Regions from separate parts of the Mus musculus genome. Here region 2 is linked to region 1. Evidence: chromatin loops called from intact Hi-C (ENCODE). Cell type or tissue: heart. All regions are shown on one strand. Each heading gives the region's core, and the rest is flanking DNA. Links, peaks and the distances in the headings are about the cores only.

Region 1 (8,340 bases), core at 26-8,025:
TAGATATCTCCTCTCTTCCTCCTCTTCCTCCTCTTTCCTCCTCCTCCCCCCTCTTCCTCCTCCTCCTCCTCCTTCTCCTCCCTCCTCCTCTTCTTTCCTCTTCCTCCCTCCTTTTCCTCCTCTTCCTCCTCCTCCTTCTCTTCCCTCCTCTTTCCCCCTCCTCTTCATCCCCCTCCTCTTTCTCCTCCTCCTCTTCCTCCTTCTCCTCCATCCTCTTTTCCCCTCCTCTTCTTCCTCCACCTCTTCCTCCTTCTCCTCCCTCCTCTTTTCCCCTCCTCCTCTTCTTCCTCATCTTCATTTCTCCTCTTCCTCCTCCACCTCCTCTTCTTCCTCATCTTCATTTCTCCTCTTCCTCCTCCTCCTCCTTCTTCAGTGTGTGTCCATCCCCATATCTGAGTACATTATCACTAGTATGCACCATCATCACACTCTAGTCCACTAGAGATCACTATTGCCACTCCCAAGATTCACCTTCATTACCTTGGGCTAATGGAGCCTCAGACAGGCAGTGCAGGGAACTGCATGATTTGCCATTTTGGCCCCATCCTGTTCTCTCTTGTCTTCCCCTAGATTAGTTATTTCTATCTTTCTCAATGTTTAATTTGTAATAGTTCTACTAGTTGGATGTTAGAATTTTTCCCATAGACATTTATTCTATGTCTATGAATGTCTAGTAGCATTTTGTGTGAGTCTTTGTCTGTGTGTATATATTTGTGTATACATGTGTATGTGTATATATGTATACATATGTTTGTGTGCTGAATTATACATGTACATGTGTGTGCATGAGTACGTGTGTGTATGAGTATGCATGTGTGCTTATGTGTGTGGTGTGTGTGTGTATGAGTTTGCACGTGTGCTTATGTGTGGTGTGTGTGTGGGTGTGTGTGTGTGTGTGTGTGTGTGTGTGTGTGTATTTGGGGCAGCATGGCTTTCTGTTTGAGACATCACCTAAAACGTAGCCTAAGTCATTACCGAGGAGCAGGTGATGAAAGGTGGGGAATAGACTAGAGATTGCAGTTTTCACGTTACATACTTTTCACATTATATACTTATGTTGTGGTTTTGTATTTTTATTTGGTACACTTAATTTATTGTGTTGACAATTTTAAAAGGCAGCTTGTAAAGACTTAGCAGTGTAAGGCACGGATGAAATGATGGTGGATTCAGCCATGCTTACACCATTGGTTCATTAGCCACACAGACTTAATCTCCTAGAATCTCATTTGTCACATCTTTAATGACAATCTCTATCTCAAACCCTTTCTATTTGTAATAGAGAGATACAGTTTTGCCCGTAGACATAGTCACCCAAAGCTAATCTCTCAGGCCTATTAAACCAGATAACAATAGGTGAGGCTGGAAACGCAGCTCCTGGGACTCTCTCCCTGAGACCCACCTCATTACCGTGCACTCTCTCTTCTTTATCTTTACAGTACAGAAAGCTAACTCAGCCTAATCGCTTCAGCTCAGTTCTCACCACTGATATTCCATACCACCGTAGGAAAGGTTCTAAAAACCAAATGCTAACTTCTTTTCCTCCCCACAAATCCCTAAACACATGCTTTTTCCTTATCTAGGTATAAAAAGAAAAGAACAAAACAATACCCAACTGTCTTTTAAAAGATAATCCACTTCTCACAGTCAGCAAAGGCAGGGAACATGTCACATGTGGACATCTGTAAGGAGAAGCACTGCTGAGCCCGGAGGCGAGGGGAACAAGGGAACCTGGGTTAGGGGCTCTGCTGCTGTGCTAAGGCAGGGCAAGCAGGCTTGCACTGGATGGTTGAGGTCCTTTCACCAAGCTCTACCTTGTTCTTTGTTTGGAAGTTGGTCTTAGCGTGATATTATAGTAGGAGGGTAGGAGCTGAACTTAGATCGTCTCATTTGTCCTGGGATCTTCTTCTGTTAGGAGCTCTGTGTTGTCTCCAGGTCCTTGCTGACATAAGGTGAGCAGTCACCGACAGTCGGCAAAGGCCCCAGATTTCAAAGCACAAGGATAGAAAATAAAAACATGTGGCATTGTACAAACACGCTTTGTTGTCAAATGTGTAGTAACATAGGTAGTTCCTATGGGCTGGCCCCATCTATAAATTAAAAGAAAATGTTAGGAAGAATTAATATTACAAAGCACTGTCTCTCTAAACAACCTGGGCTTTGTGAGTGGTGACTGTCACGTTACCTATTCCTACTGAAGTCCTCATAGCACGCTCTTGGAACTATAGACATGTTCTCAGCTTGGCACCACAGAAGACAATGCTGTGGGGCAGATGGTTTTGAAATCTTCAACTAACCATCCTTAAGCTCAGCTTCCCAGAGTCTCCTGTGACTCAGCTTCTAGGGGTCTTCATATCAAAGAATTCTTGGCTCGTTGTGCAGCCCAGAAAAATCTCATTTGTACAATTTCTGTAGATTTTTTAAAAATTATTATTTTTATTAGGTATTTTCTTCATTTACATTTCCAATGCTATCCCAAAAGTCTCCCATACCCCCCCCCACTCCCCTACCCACCCACTCCCACTTCTTGGCCCTGGCTTTCCCCTGTACTGAGGCATATAAAGTTTGCAAGACCAATGGGCCTCTCTTCCCAATGATGGCCGACTAGGCCATCTTCTGCTACATATGCAGCTAGAGACACGAGCTCCAGGGGGTACTGGTTAGTTCATATTGTTCCACCTATAGGGTTGTAGACCCTTTTAGCTCCTTGGGTACTTTCTCTAGCTCCTCCATTGGGAGCCCAGTGACCCATCCAATAGCTGACTGTGAGGATCCATTTCTGTGTTTGCTAGGCCCCGGCATAGTCTCACAAGAGACAGCTACATCTGGGTCCTTTCAATAAAATCTTGCTAGTGGATGCAATGGTGTCAGCGTTTGGAGGCTGATTATGGGATGGATCCCCGGGTATGGCAGCCTCTAGATGGTCCATCCTTTCGTCTCAGCTCCAAACTTTGTCTCTGTGACTCCTTCCATGGGTGTTTTGTTCCCAATTCTAAGAAGGGGTAAAGTGTCCATACTTTGGTCTTCGTTCTTGAGTTTCATGTGTTTTGCAAATTGTATCTTATATCTTGGGTATTCTAAGTTTCTGGGCTAATATCCACTATCAGAGCTGTGATGTTACTGCAGGCTTTCATGGTTCCCTCCATTAGTGACCTTTAACTTTTGTTCTCTGAACAGCTTTGGTTGCTCACGTTAACAAGTTGGTTTTGTTGTTTGTTTTTTATTCTGCCCAGGCTTGGGAAAATTCTCTGTTAAATACTTTTTTTTTTTTAATTCATTCAAAATAGGTTTACCACATGTTGATCATGTGCTGGGCACTTTGGGAAGCAATGAGATATGGTCGAGGACAAAATAGACAGAAACTCCCTTGTGAATCGCATTCCTTAGCAAGGGACTGGCAATAGACACCATAAAAATACATCATGTGTCAGACAGTGTGAGCGAGGTAGAGCTACTCAGATGCAACCGCCCCAGCCTGCGGATTTAAATAAAGCTTAAGGAAAGGTCTTTGTGTAGGTGACATGTTAGGTAAGACTGGAGGACACTGCAGAAAGGAGGGTTGGATGCCGGAAGCTAGCAGAGGCCGGAAGCTAGCAGAGGCTGTGAGAAAAACCAAAAGTGATCACTGAGATCTGGGGCGCTGGAAATGGAGAGCAAGGAGATGGTCACCCACAGAGATGAGAAGAAAGGAAACAAAAGGAAAGATGGACACCCTACCCCCCAGGAGACTCAGTAGTCTCCTCAGGGAGAGATGATCCACACTATTTTATCATGCCGATGGGTAAATTCCTGTCTTAAGGTACTCATTGCGATGGACCAACCCCTGCCAGAGTGCATAGTATGGTCACAGATAGGTACCGAGAGCTCAACACATAGGAAGAGACTTAAGGGACTAGAACAGGGTGTTGAAGATACTCTCCTTTTCTCCGCTACTCAGCGTGGGGGTGATGTTCTGTTGGCAATGTGACTGGCAGCCGTGGTGCATGGGCACAGCCCTGGCATTCCAGGTCTACTACTTGTACCCTGCATTGTAGGCTTCCTATGGTTTCCTGTTAGAACTCTTGGCTGTACATCCAGAGAACAACAATGCCCTCTTGTGGTCAATGGGCAGAACTGGAATTTATTTTAATATTCTCTCAGCACCCTGTGGGTAATCTGAGGACTTTGTGAACAGCAATCTGCTGCTCGCTCGCCAACGGGAAGGAAATGATTGGCAGAATTCACTGGGTAAAATCCAGACCCCAATAATCCTGGTTTTGTCTAACTTATCTGGGTGGTTACAGCCCCAGAGTCCAACTCAGCCTTCGGGGCAGTAGATCACACATTTATCTCATTCATAGTGCAACATTCTTCCGGTTAGATTCAAGATACTTCAATCCCTACTGAATCTTCGAGTGATCTTTTATCGGTTAACTCTGCAAACAATCCCCCCTTGTCAGCCTCACAGATGAGAGTCCAGCGCCTTTATACAAAGTGGAAAAGCATAAAATTCTAAATAAACATGTTACCAGTGAGGAAAAAGGATACTTCTCAGTTGTCACTTAGAACGCCTCTTTGAAATTCTGTTTTAGGATTTGCCCCAGACATTCAATGTCTATACTTGAAATTTGTATTATGTCCCATTATGCTAAAGTTGCATTGCATAATGTCTAATTTTGAAATTATATTCTAGGAAAATTACATTCAAATTATATTATATAATAGTACAGACAATTTACATTAAAATTGTATTTATAGTGTAGGTAAATTATATTAAAATATATACAATAAAATATACAATTGTCATATAGCTAAATTATACTGTTATGTTATATTATACATAGTGTGTGTGTGTGTGTGTGTGCGCGTGTGAGTGTGTGTGTGCGTGTGAGTGAGTGTGTCCCTGCCTTCATTATAGGCCTACTACTAAAAGTCTCATTGTAAAGAAAACACATGGTTTTTGGCTTTTGGGAAAATGCATGCTTTTATTTTTATGATTCTTCAAAAACTGTGTAACCCATATTTGCAGAACACCCCTGTGGTATAGCTGGCTGCCTTTGCACAATCATTATCACAAAGATGAGTGTGCTACACAGGGATAACATTGCACAGTGGAATATTTCAGCCCTTGTACAAAGGGGAAATTTCCCAGAATATACGACCATCCACGTGCTTTAAATCACTTTTGAGGCACTAAATCTCAAAGGAGACATCATGAATGACTACTGAGAAGGTCACCTCTTCACTGTATGAGGAAGAGAAGGGCTGTTGTACTTGGATTCAAACCGTATAATATGGTGAGTATGGTTTTGACAGAATATGAGAACTAAGAGACAAACCAACAGAAAATACCTTCTATGAGATAGGAGTACAGGATATGGAGGGCTGCTTGTATTAAGAAAAATACATACTTAATTTAGACATTGTTGTTTTTTATAGATGTTTAATCTATAAATAGATATTGGATATATAAGTATATGGAGATGTTTAACATCTCCTTTGACAAATCTTGACAACTGTTTTAACTTCTTAATTCTGTGAGAATTCAGAATAATAGAAAAATGGATGCTGGGACAACCCAGAATACGCTGGCTGCTTAATTAGCGTGTGTAATGAACATACTTCAGGGCTCAGGACACCCACCCTTACTCTGTCTGACCTTTAAATACTGGGGATATGTTGGCACATGCAGACGGAGCTGTGGGGCTTTCTTCCAGTCTCTCCATCATCCCCTTCTGCTTCCTTCCTTCTTCCCTTCCCCATCCTTATTTCCTCTTTTCTCCCTCCTCCCACTTTCTCTAGTTCCTTATTCTCACCCCAGTCCGCCTTTTCATGTTCTCTTTACTCTTTTTTTTTTTTTTTTTTTTTTTGAGATCTCATCTTGCTAGAGAGCCCAGGCTAGCCTTAAACTTCCATGCAGCCTAGGTTAGCCTTGAAATCACAATCCTCCTGCTTCGGCCTCCCAAGTACTAAGATTTTAAGCGTGTTACCATACCTGATTCTGTGAAATTTCCTACATTTTTTCCCTTCCTCTTCTTATAGTCTGATCTTTGTCTCCATCAATTTGTTTTTAAAAGTAAGCAGTTAAAGAAAAGGAAACACTTTCTCTTTATTTTTAGTTTTTTAAAATTGCATTATGCTACCAATCATCTGATGAGATGCTGTCTAAACTCAGGCTGCTGCAGATTCACCTCTGAGCGTCAGGACCAATTTTTGACCCATGTCTCATGTTCCTCTGGGCATCTGGCTGTAGCAAGCCCCTGTTTGGGCTTTGCTATTCTGGGCCTGGCATTGACGCATCTTACTGTCTGGACTCCACTTAAGAGACCGAAATAGGAGAGCCTTGGTACTGCTTAGTCACTGCTCTTTTCAAACTAAAACTGACACACACACTCCAAGGAACTAAAAGATATCTGAGTGTTTGGGAAGCAATGCAGACTAGTTAAGGCTAAGTATAAACAGGAAAATTATAAAGCACAGCATCTAAGGTTGTTAGAGTTTCTTGTTACTGCGCACACCCAGAAGCTGATAACTTGGGGCAGAATAATGTCACTTGGGGAACTTGGGCTCAAAGGAGACGATGGCTGAGACCACTCTGGCCTCCTAGACCTAAGCAAGGGATAACATACCACCTTTTCTGTAAGAAAAGTTTTTATTAAAATTCCAAGTATGTGCCAGTTGGTTGTTTGTCAAGTTGAAAGGAACTAGAGTAATGTGGAAAAGAAAACTACCACTGAGGAATGGCCTCCATAAGACTGGTATGTAGACAAGATTGTGGGTAATGTCGATTAATGATGATATAAGAAGATCCAGACCATTTTAGGTGGTGGCAATCCTGGGTAGGCAATCCTGGAGTTGGATAAGAAAGCAGGCACGCATGCCAGGCAAAGCAAGCTAAAAAACAGAATTCCTCCATGGCCTTTGCTTTAAGTTTCTACCTCCAGGTTCCTGCTTGAGTACCTGCCCCAAGTTCCCTTTGTACTGGACTGTAGGGCAGCAGTTCTCAACCTGTGGGTTTCAATCATGGGAAAACGAGTTTCTGATGTTTTTAGGAATGGAGACACTGCTCAGTTACAACATTTCAGTCCTCAAGTAGCAACAAAAATAAATTTATGGTTGAGGGTTCCTCAGACCATTGGAAATCTGTGTTTTTCAATGGTCACACCCCACAGGCTGAGAAACACTGCTCTGGGATGTAACATGAAAGAAAACACCTCCTCTCCAAGTTCCTGTCGATCACGATGCTATCACAGCAAGAGAAAGGCAGCTAGGACATAATGTAGATGATCATACCTCTGGTAGATAATAGTAATATTATATCATTGCTTCTGGGTCCCCTTTAATCAGATCCATGTTCCCATGGTGTCCCCACCCCTTCTCACTATGGCTCTTACACACTGATTCGTACATTTGTTTGTGTGCCTTAGTTCCCTTTAGATTAGCAGCAGATATAAAACAGTGACTGTGACTCATTCATCTTTGTCACCTTACATAGTGACACACAAATACAGGCAGAACAACCTAATCTAATCTACGTCTGATCTACAATGTCCTAAATGCTTAGAATGCTAACAGGATACCACACTGAAAAAAAAAATCACACCTGACAGGTCACAGCCCAAACAGAGACACTCTGAAAATGCTGTACAGAATTATGTTTGAGCTATTGGAGAAAAGTGTATGTAAAACATAGACAATGTTTGTGCTTGAGTTTGTGTCTCACTCCCAAGACAATTCATTGTTATTGTGTTTCACAGATCTTAGAAATATCTAAGCTTCTGATCACTTCAGATGAAGGATGCTAATATGCACTTAATTGCAGGTTTCTAGCCAGTGATATTTCACTTCTGGGCGTTTGGGAGTATGGAAGACTTGATCTTCTCTGAGGAAGTAAACCAAACCCCTGAAATATCTAAGCAGTCAGAATTTAGCTTCTGCTTTGAATGAGCATAGCCCAAAGAAGATATCATTCCTACCTTAGCAAGAAGAATCCAAGAAGTCGACAAAAGTGTAATTATAGCTTTTTCTGGAGTGTGTTGGATAGCTGAGGCTTCACAGTACCCCAGTGCTCTCAACTCTGAAGAGGGGTAAGTCCTGAGAAATGGCTGACACACATGGTACGCCATGTCTCCTGTGGAAGGGCTTATGAAAGGGATGAGGGGAGGGGATGAAGTTGTCTTCAGAACAGGGTGGGGGAAATAACCAAATGTTCATAAAGCTCATAAAGACAAAGCACAGGTTTGCACTCTAGGGAGGTTAGAAAACTGAGGATCCTCATAGAGATGTGTGTGTGTGTGTGTGTGTGTGTGTGTGTGTGTGTGTGTGTGTGTACACGCGTGCAGGGGTGTTTACTCATTTGCTATT
Region 2 (8,340 bases), core at 19-8,018, 150 kb before region 1:
TGGATCTCTGCCTCTGAAATGGGCTTAGCACACTCATCTCGACCTTGAGTGATTTCATAATTAAAAACAATTAGACAGCCAAGTTGGTATTTTGGGCTTTTCTCTTCTTTCCTCTCAAGACTCCCACAGGAGCAGATTGCTCTGGCCAAATGTGGCAGAAGAAGAGTGAGTAGGTGGGGGAGGGGTGGCAGTGGAGGGGAGTCAGTCCAGCAGTGACTCCATTTCTTCACTAACTTTCAGTCTGAGTTCTAAATAAAGTCTATCACTCTCAAGCTCTTATCTCTTAAAGGTCTTGGACAGTATATCTATGCAGGCTATTTCAAATCATTTTGGGAATAAAAGAGATTCTAGAAATAAAATAGAAGATGATGGCACTCACATGGGTCAAGCAACTTGTCTGATGTTGAGTCAAGAGTCTTCTCGCTTTCTTCATATGGCGAGCCAATTGCTCACCATATAAAGGACCCAATTGAGAACTTAAGAACTGACCACAAGAGTCACCAAGATAGTACCTACCTTCAAGGGAGTGGAGGAAGCCAGAGTGGATGAAGTCCTGAGTGGGTGTGACTTGTTAACCCAGATGCAGTCACGTTAAAGACTAATGCCTCAGTACCATGAGTGTGTGTGGTAGTTTGAATATGCTTGGCTCAGGCAGTGGCACTCTTAGGAGATGTGGCCTTGTTGGAGTAGGTATGGCCTTATTAGAAGAAGTATGTCACTGTGGGGTGGGCTTTGAGACCCTCTTCCTAGCCACATGGGAGTCTGTCTTTTCTTAGCAGCTTTCAGATGAAGTTGTAGAACTCTCAGCTCATCCTACACCATGCCTTGATGATAATGGACTGAACCTCTGAACCTGTAACCCAGCTCCAACTAGTTGTTATCCTTTATAAGAGTTGCCATGGTAGTCAAGGTGTCTCTTTGCAGCAGTGTAACCCTAAGACAGCTTTGCAAAGTCTCTCTCAGTGGAAGCTCAGAGGGATGGAAGTCTTTCTCTGGGAAGTATGAGTGTGAATTCTGACAGTCTGTAGAAAACACTCACTATTAATGAGATTTTGTCTTTTGTTTGTATTATAATGCTAAATACTGCCCCCCCCCCAAGGACTGATTGCCCCCAGGGGTAATCGAGTCTGCTGGTACCCAAGTGACATATCCAGTGACCTGTCCTCTAATTATCCCTGGTTGGTGAATAAAGATGTCTACAGCCTATAGCCAGACAGAATTGAGATAGGCAGGGTCTGGGGAGAACCATGAGAGGAGAGAGAAAAAGGTGGAGAGAGGAGGAAGCCACCATGGTGTAGGTAAGCCTCATGAGGGCTAGTCAAATGGAGTTAAGAACTGTCCAGATGGAACATGGCAAAGTAGGAAATGAGGTTAATGATGGGGAAATAGATTTTAACAACATAGAGGGCAGATATCTTCCCAGCTATGGTGCTGATTAAGGCTTATTGTAAATATAGAAGTTGTGTGTCCTTTATCTGGGAACTGAATGATCAAAAGCCGGTGGAAGCCTTAACTGAGATGAAATAATTTTGACAACACACCAGAGCTTTCTCCCCCAGACAAATGTTTATGGCCTGAAGACAGCTTCCCTGGAAAGGCTGCACTAACCCAGGTTAGCTAAATATCCCTCCTTGATTCAGCTGTGTGCAGTAACCCCACATCCCTGTTCAACTGTATAAAATAAATACTTTGGGCTTCTGGAGGCTGTGACTTCTCCATCTGAGATCCCAGATTTTCTGTGTCCATGTTTCTGTCTGTCCATGCATTTGTCTTTTCTTTGTTCTCTCATTGTTCCAATCAAGTAGAGTCTCTGGAACTGTGCAAGGACTTGGCACCCACCCTCAAGGAATGGTAGTCTAGACTAGAACATGATACTCTTGAGTCCCCTCTCCACTCATTCTGTGATACCGCTAGTGTTTTTAAAAGTCTATTTCTTGAGCTTGGCACAGTGGCCTCCCCTGTAATCCTAGCACTCTGGAGGCTGAGCTAGGAGAATTGTGGGTTCAAAGGCAGGCTGGACTATACAGCAACATCCTGTTCCAATGCAGGAAAGAAAACAAATAGGGCAACACACTCCATGTTTTTCTAACTAGGGCCAAGTGGAGTCAGACTGAAGTTGGCAAGGCCTCAACTCTCGCATTTCTACATTAGCATCAAGAGCAGTGCCTTGCTAACACAATGGCCGATTAAATAATTCCCTCAAAAAGAAGACGTCACCACGGCGTTAAGCATACAACAATGGCTCAATACATGCTGTGATTATCACCCATGTTCTCTGTTCATAAATATACCCTACCCTGTCATGAAAAAGAAAAAAATGGATACATTTAAAACTTATGAATATTTGTTCTCTTCATATTAACTCTTTGCAATGTGTTCACTTAAGACTTGCTAGTTTCTATCAAATGCACCATTTTAGATGCAGTTACTCCTTTATTCACAATCCAGGAAGGTAGTGAGACTTCAAACTCATAGAAATGCTGTATGCATCTACATATGCATACGTGATAATGAACATATTATACATATATTATATATGCCTATGTTACATATACGTGTACTGTATTCTTAAATTTTAGGATGTGCCTTTGCTTAAGAGACGCACACTCTGTGTATATAAATAGTTAAAGCAGCAATTCACCCAGATCAACTCTAGTGAAATGATCATCCTGTTCCATTTACCTAGTTCGCCTCTGCCCATTTTGGATGCTTATAGATGAAGTTACTCCCACATATTTTGCTTTAGAAGCTTTAAAAAAATGGATTTATGGCAAATTAGAGGAAGAGTGTATATGGCAAAGCCGCAATTCATTTTGGTTTTTGTATATTAAAACACCATTCAAGAAGAGTTGGTGACACAGAATTATTCCATTTCTTAATTTCATTTTATTTTTGTGCCTTTGTCTTATATTTATCCCAAACTTAGATTGGTCTTATTTGTCTAGGTGTGGCTACCTTTGCAGAAGACTGACCCAGAAGCACGTTTGCTTATGGTTGCCCTTGTAGCCTTTCTTGTAAAAACTGAATTTGTTCCAAGCAGTCTTGTGGGGGATAATGGGCATCTTCTCCATTAAAGTTTTTGAGAATTTGTCAATCATCTTTCAAATCTAAAGATGGGAGCCACTGCTCAACAAATCATTATTCTGAATTCACATATGAGGGTGAAGGTCTAACCCTGTCTTGAGTCTCCTTCAATAAAGCTATTCTTTCTCAACAAGAGAGTTCAGCAGAATTTATATTTACAAGATCTTTCCTGTCTGGCTGTGACCAAGGTTTAAAAGCACTCTGGTACGTAGCTGGATATTTGGTGTGATGCCTTCCTCATCTGTATTCCTAAAATGACTGACTCTAGAAAACAAAGTGGAAGTTATTCATGGAGGATGAGGTCATCACTTTATCCTTATCATGTTGTTTGACCATAACTACCAGTCACATCATGCCCAAGCAATGCGAGCACGTCGGTTTGGCACTGTAATAATAGCAGGCTGATAAGTAACCGATCGGCTTCTCCATAGCATTCTTTCTGTGGGTAGGTCACTGTCCCTTTTTTGTTCCTCAGAGTCCAACAATGGCTTTGCCTTCTAGAATGGTATTTCAAATCAAATAAATAGTGCATGTCCACTGTGATTATCACCTTGTAATACCTTGCTTCTTTGTCTCCCTAATGAAAACTATTCCAAATCTAAGAAATTAAGCAACTGGTGCCCCCAAACCCAATAATTACTATGTATCCTTAATGTGCTTTGTAAATAGAGTGGATGGAAGAGAAATACTTTGTATAGTACATTACAAATATGTATAAAATATACAAAATATAAATAGATGCTCAGATTATAGCTTTGTAACTACAGCCTACATCATACTACTTCACATGTAAAATAAGAATTTTAACACCTACTTCATATTTTTTTGGCCATGATTTATACAGAGGATTCAATTCAGGTAACATCTCACTAATTCTCATCTAATCTTTATTTTAATTAATAAAGAACTAAAATATAATAAAATGCAACACTTGATGTTAAGTAATGTTTTCTCATTATCTAAAGAGAGAGTGTGTGTCCTCTATCTGATTGACAACTCAAGGAGTGTGAGGTCTGTGTCAAGTAGCATGGTTCCTGGCACAGAAGAACACGCTCAACAAATAGTTCTAGAAGTAACCCACGTGTGGGGTAAACATAAGTTATGACAATGGAACGAAGAACTGACAACTATTCAAATAATAAAATAGTGGCTAACCAGGTTTCATAACAATTATATTAATTTATGACATTAGTGAGATAAAGCATATACTTGGTCACATAAGAAAAAATAAATACATGTTACTCTCACCTGAGTATAATGTGAACAATATTAAATATTTATTACACTCACCAGCCATTTGCTAGTAGGTCCTAAAGTGAGAACTATTCTTCAGGGTTCCAAAATAGTGAATGGAAAACGTTCCTCTTCAAATAATATAACTTATGGATAGACCTTACAAAAATTTAGCTCCAAAAAGTTTTGACATTTATATTGCAGAACCAGCATATTCTTGATTTGTTTTGTACAGTATAAAACTGGTCCTTTATCCCGGAAGCCACATTATTGTTTTTCAAGGCAATTTCCAAAGTATAGAAGTTTTCCAAAGTCATAAAGTATACCCAATTTTCAGAGATGTAAAACATATCAAAAGATGTCCTCAAAAAGTAATTTCAAATCCTCTAACAAATAAGATGGGATGAAATAAAACATACACTTAAATAGAAAATTGTTGCCTAGCTGCAGAACATCAAAATTCCCTTTTATTTCAGTGATATTCAAATTTTAACTGACCTATTTAGTAGAAAAAGGGATAAAACTACTTCTCATGTTTAAGTAAACTTGTGACATTTCCCCCAGAAGGAAAATAATTTGATAACAGAATCCATCAGGAAAAATTCATTTCAGCATTGCTTGAAAAAAGAAGGGATGGAAAGGTTTAAAATTTTGTTGTTTGAGGTTTTTTTTGCCAAATTTGAGCATGATTTTTTTTTTCCCAGTGGTGTGAGGCTAACGAATAACAAGTAAAGGGAAAAAGTGTGGGCTGCTTTCTCTCCCAGCAACCATCACAAGATTCCAGAGCCAACTTTCATATTTAAATATATATATATGCATGTAAAAAGCTAAAATTATGTAAATCTAAGTAAGCTTGTTTCTTTCAAAAGATGTCCAGAAAAATATTAAATTTATGCAGATTGTTGACATTGACAGAGATCATCAAACCACTTTTTCCTGGAGAAAGTCACATCCAGACAAATACCCCTGGGAGCCTTAGCGCTCCCCACAAACTGCTATTCCATTTCTTCATAGGCAGGAATGGGCCAGGGAAGCTGAACTTCAACCATGCCCTTGAAACATTTTACGTGGGCACTTGGGTGCGTGCTATTTGTCAGCGGTGTCACTGACTTCAAAACTCTTTAAAGCATTTCAAAACACCCCAAGATGAAAAGCGAGAGAGAGAGAGAGAGAGAGAGAGAGAGAGAGAGAGAGAGAGAGAGAGAGAGAGAGAGACTGAGACTCTTCATGGAGTCCTTTGTCAAATGCGAGTGGGTTGGAAGGAAACATATTTGCTATGGTGCTTGACCACTTCAGCAGATTTCACTTTAACGAAGCAGGCTAAGGTAGGCGATCTGTCACAGAACGTAATTGCTAATATATGCAACGCAACATTCCAAGATTGACCCATATAAATACAATCCTTTCAGTGGTATGGAAATACTTTTAAAAAGCATTCTCTTGGAAACAAGGGGAGGAGGAATGGGATGAGGAACTGTAGGAGGGATGACTGGGTTTGGGGGAGGGTCATGACTGGATTGTAAATAAAACAAATAAAAATATATTTTAGAACTATAAATGTTTAGTCAGTTAATTAGCATAAGGGCATTGGAATATGAAATTGCAATATAAAGTGCATGGTAATCAATCACTTAGATTGATCAGGCTTACATGGACTGTCTCCCAAGGGTATTGCAGCTTCTTCTTTCTGCTTCCTCACCCACTGTCTTCCTGTGTAGCTCAGGCTAGCCTTGAACTCTTTTGATCCTCTAGCCAGACTTACTCTCCTGAGTGGTGGGATTATAGGTGAAAGCCATGACAGCTGGCTCTTACATGTCATCTTTAATATTAAAAAATAATACTTTGATAAAGAAAAAAACAAAATTTAAATTTCTTTGTGTTTTTTTTTAAGACATGCCACCAAGTCCCTTTCTTTTGAACTATTCATTTTTAATTTGGAAATGATCCCTAATAGCTCATCATTTTTTCCAAGCCTATACACATATGTATTTTTGTGGGATTCCCACAGTTTCCCTTTTGAGATTCTTACTAATACGTGATATATTTGTAAGGATTGGGGTACTTATAATTTGTGAAATCAGCATGTATCCAGTGTTTCCTCACTTTCCTTCAGCTATGGCACTGTAGAGTATGGATAGGACTCCAGCTCTGCACACAGGAGGTCTGCTTATTCCCATTCACCCCCATAGCTCTCAGGTCTCAGCTGGAGTGGTCTCAGCTGGAATTCTGCTCCATTCCTATGACTGTAAAACCATAACAATGCCCCTGCCTTGCCAACATCTTACCCCACAGGCTGGCTGCCTCCACCTTCCCGGGGCAGGCAAGACCACTATCATGCCCAGTGGAGTTTCAGTTCTGGCAATTTGCCACCTAGGTCTGGCACAACTCATGCCACAGAGGTCTTGGTTTCCTCAGAGACTTCCTTACACATAAAAATCTGGAATGTGCAAACCTTCACCGTGACCACAGCATAGCAGAGAGGAAAAGCTTTAAGGTATACAGCTTCATTCCATCTTCTTTACTTTTTATTTACTACTATGCTTTACTTATGTGTATATGTGCACTGCATGGGTTTATATGCATTTCATGCATCCTGTAGCCTGTAGAGGCCAGAGATGGTGTTGGATCACCTAGTGCTGGAGTTACAGGTGGTTGCGAGCCACCATGTAGGTGCTGGGATCCAAACCAAAGTCCTTCACAAGAGTAGCAAATGTTCTTACAAGACATTCCTTACCCTCTGCCTTTTAGGCACTGGATCTTCAAGGTCTAATGCCATGTGGTGTTATTTTGCAAGATATGGGAGAACATTCAACTCTAATGCTACACAGTCTGTCTGAGAGAGATTCTGAAATGGCAAAAAAAGTGTGCTTGCTTAGGAGAAAGAATTCAAAAACTGCCAGAAAGTAGTTGAATCCAAAGTCAAATAAGCATGGCATAGTCTAATATACGCTCTTTGGTTTAATTTGCCACACACAGGCTCAAGGCAGAGAAAGCATCTTTAAATAAGATGCTAAGACTCTCCAAATGAGTCTCTGAAAGTGGCAAAACATGATCTTGAAGATGTTAACTCTAGAGAAGAGGTGACATATTCCTAGAACTTATTCTTCTTTTATGAAGTCTACAGTCAGAAAGACTCTTATAATTCTATAGGTGGACAGACTCATACAATCTGAATGGCAGCACTGTTTTGGGGAGGGTCCTACTCAATTGTAGGATGGGCATTATAAAAGGCCAAAGGATGGGGCGAGGCAAAGGAAATGGAGTAAGATAAGGTACTTTTTAGTTGCTGGGACAAAACACCAGGACCAAAGTAACTTATAAGAGAAAAGTGTTTGCATTGCGGCTCATGGTTCTGGAGGGTAAAATAGAGTTCAGGGCATCGTGGCAAAAAGCACGGCAACGGGCAGACTGGCGTGGTGCTTTGGTGGTAGCTGAGAGTCTGCATCATGATTCATAAGAATAAGGCAGAGAGAGCTAACAGGATGCTGCTAAAGAAGGACAAAGCACTGGCCTTTCTTCCCACGCCGAGGTACTTCCATTTACACTCACAGGCAATGAGAAGCACTGGGGCCTCCTGAGCTGGGGAACGAGAGAGTTGTATATATTTCCAGCACATTAACAAAGCAGGATGAAGAGGAGCATGCCAGTCAGGCTGTGGCAGAGGATAGTGTCCTATTTTATAGAGGTAGGAAGGGCTAGCGGAGCACAGACAACGGAGATATGGAGAGACTAAGACTTGAGTAAAAACAAGTGAACTTCATCATAGATTGGAAGGTGAGCTTATGAGTTGGGTTGTTAGTGTCTCTCCTTTCTCTCTTCTCTCTCCTTTCTTCCCTCTCTCTCCCTTCTCTTTCTCTTTCCTTCTTCAGAGGTAGCTGGGGTCCTGAGCTAATGGGTAATTTCTCTTTGGCAAGCAGGATCTCACATCAGATTTCTGCTCTGAAAAGAACTCATGAAATATGGGAAAATGGAAAAGAAAGAAATCCTGTTATTACTCAGCAGCGATGAGTAAGCAAATGAGTA

What was found. Hi-C counts contacts between places; a loop is a spot of excess contacts. Peaks named below come from ENCODE experiments on the same cell type or tissue, not always from the same donor. Only the 100,000 strongest peaks of a DNase experiment are listed, where the experiment ranks them.
Region 2: it touches region 1 in a loop (2.2-fold over the local background); 2 of 42 quality-filtered maps call a loop at or near these places.

What each region holds. Positions count from the first base shown.
Region 1 is chr8:45,450,252-45,458,591 of GRCm38, reverse strand. No RefSeq gene overlaps it. Among named protein-coding and RNA genes, the nearest start is that of Tlr3, 44 kb to the right of the region's middle. In heart, for the core only: CTCF peaks have their summits at 503 and 4,109 (motif pointing left); a DNase peak (open chromatin) is centred at 6,241.
Region 2 is chr8:45,602,334-45,610,673 of GRCm38, reverse strand. The region is part of intron 1 of Sorbs2 (sorbin and SH3 domain containing 2); the gene reads right to left. Gm16351 (a long non-coding RNA gene) reads left to right here and starts at 5,770. Exons shown (of 5, transcript XR_003947381.1): 1 at 5,770-8,340. In heart, for the core only: no CTCF peak of the experiment used is centred there; a DNase peak (open chromatin) is centred at 3,453; H3K27ac peaks cover 1,116 bases.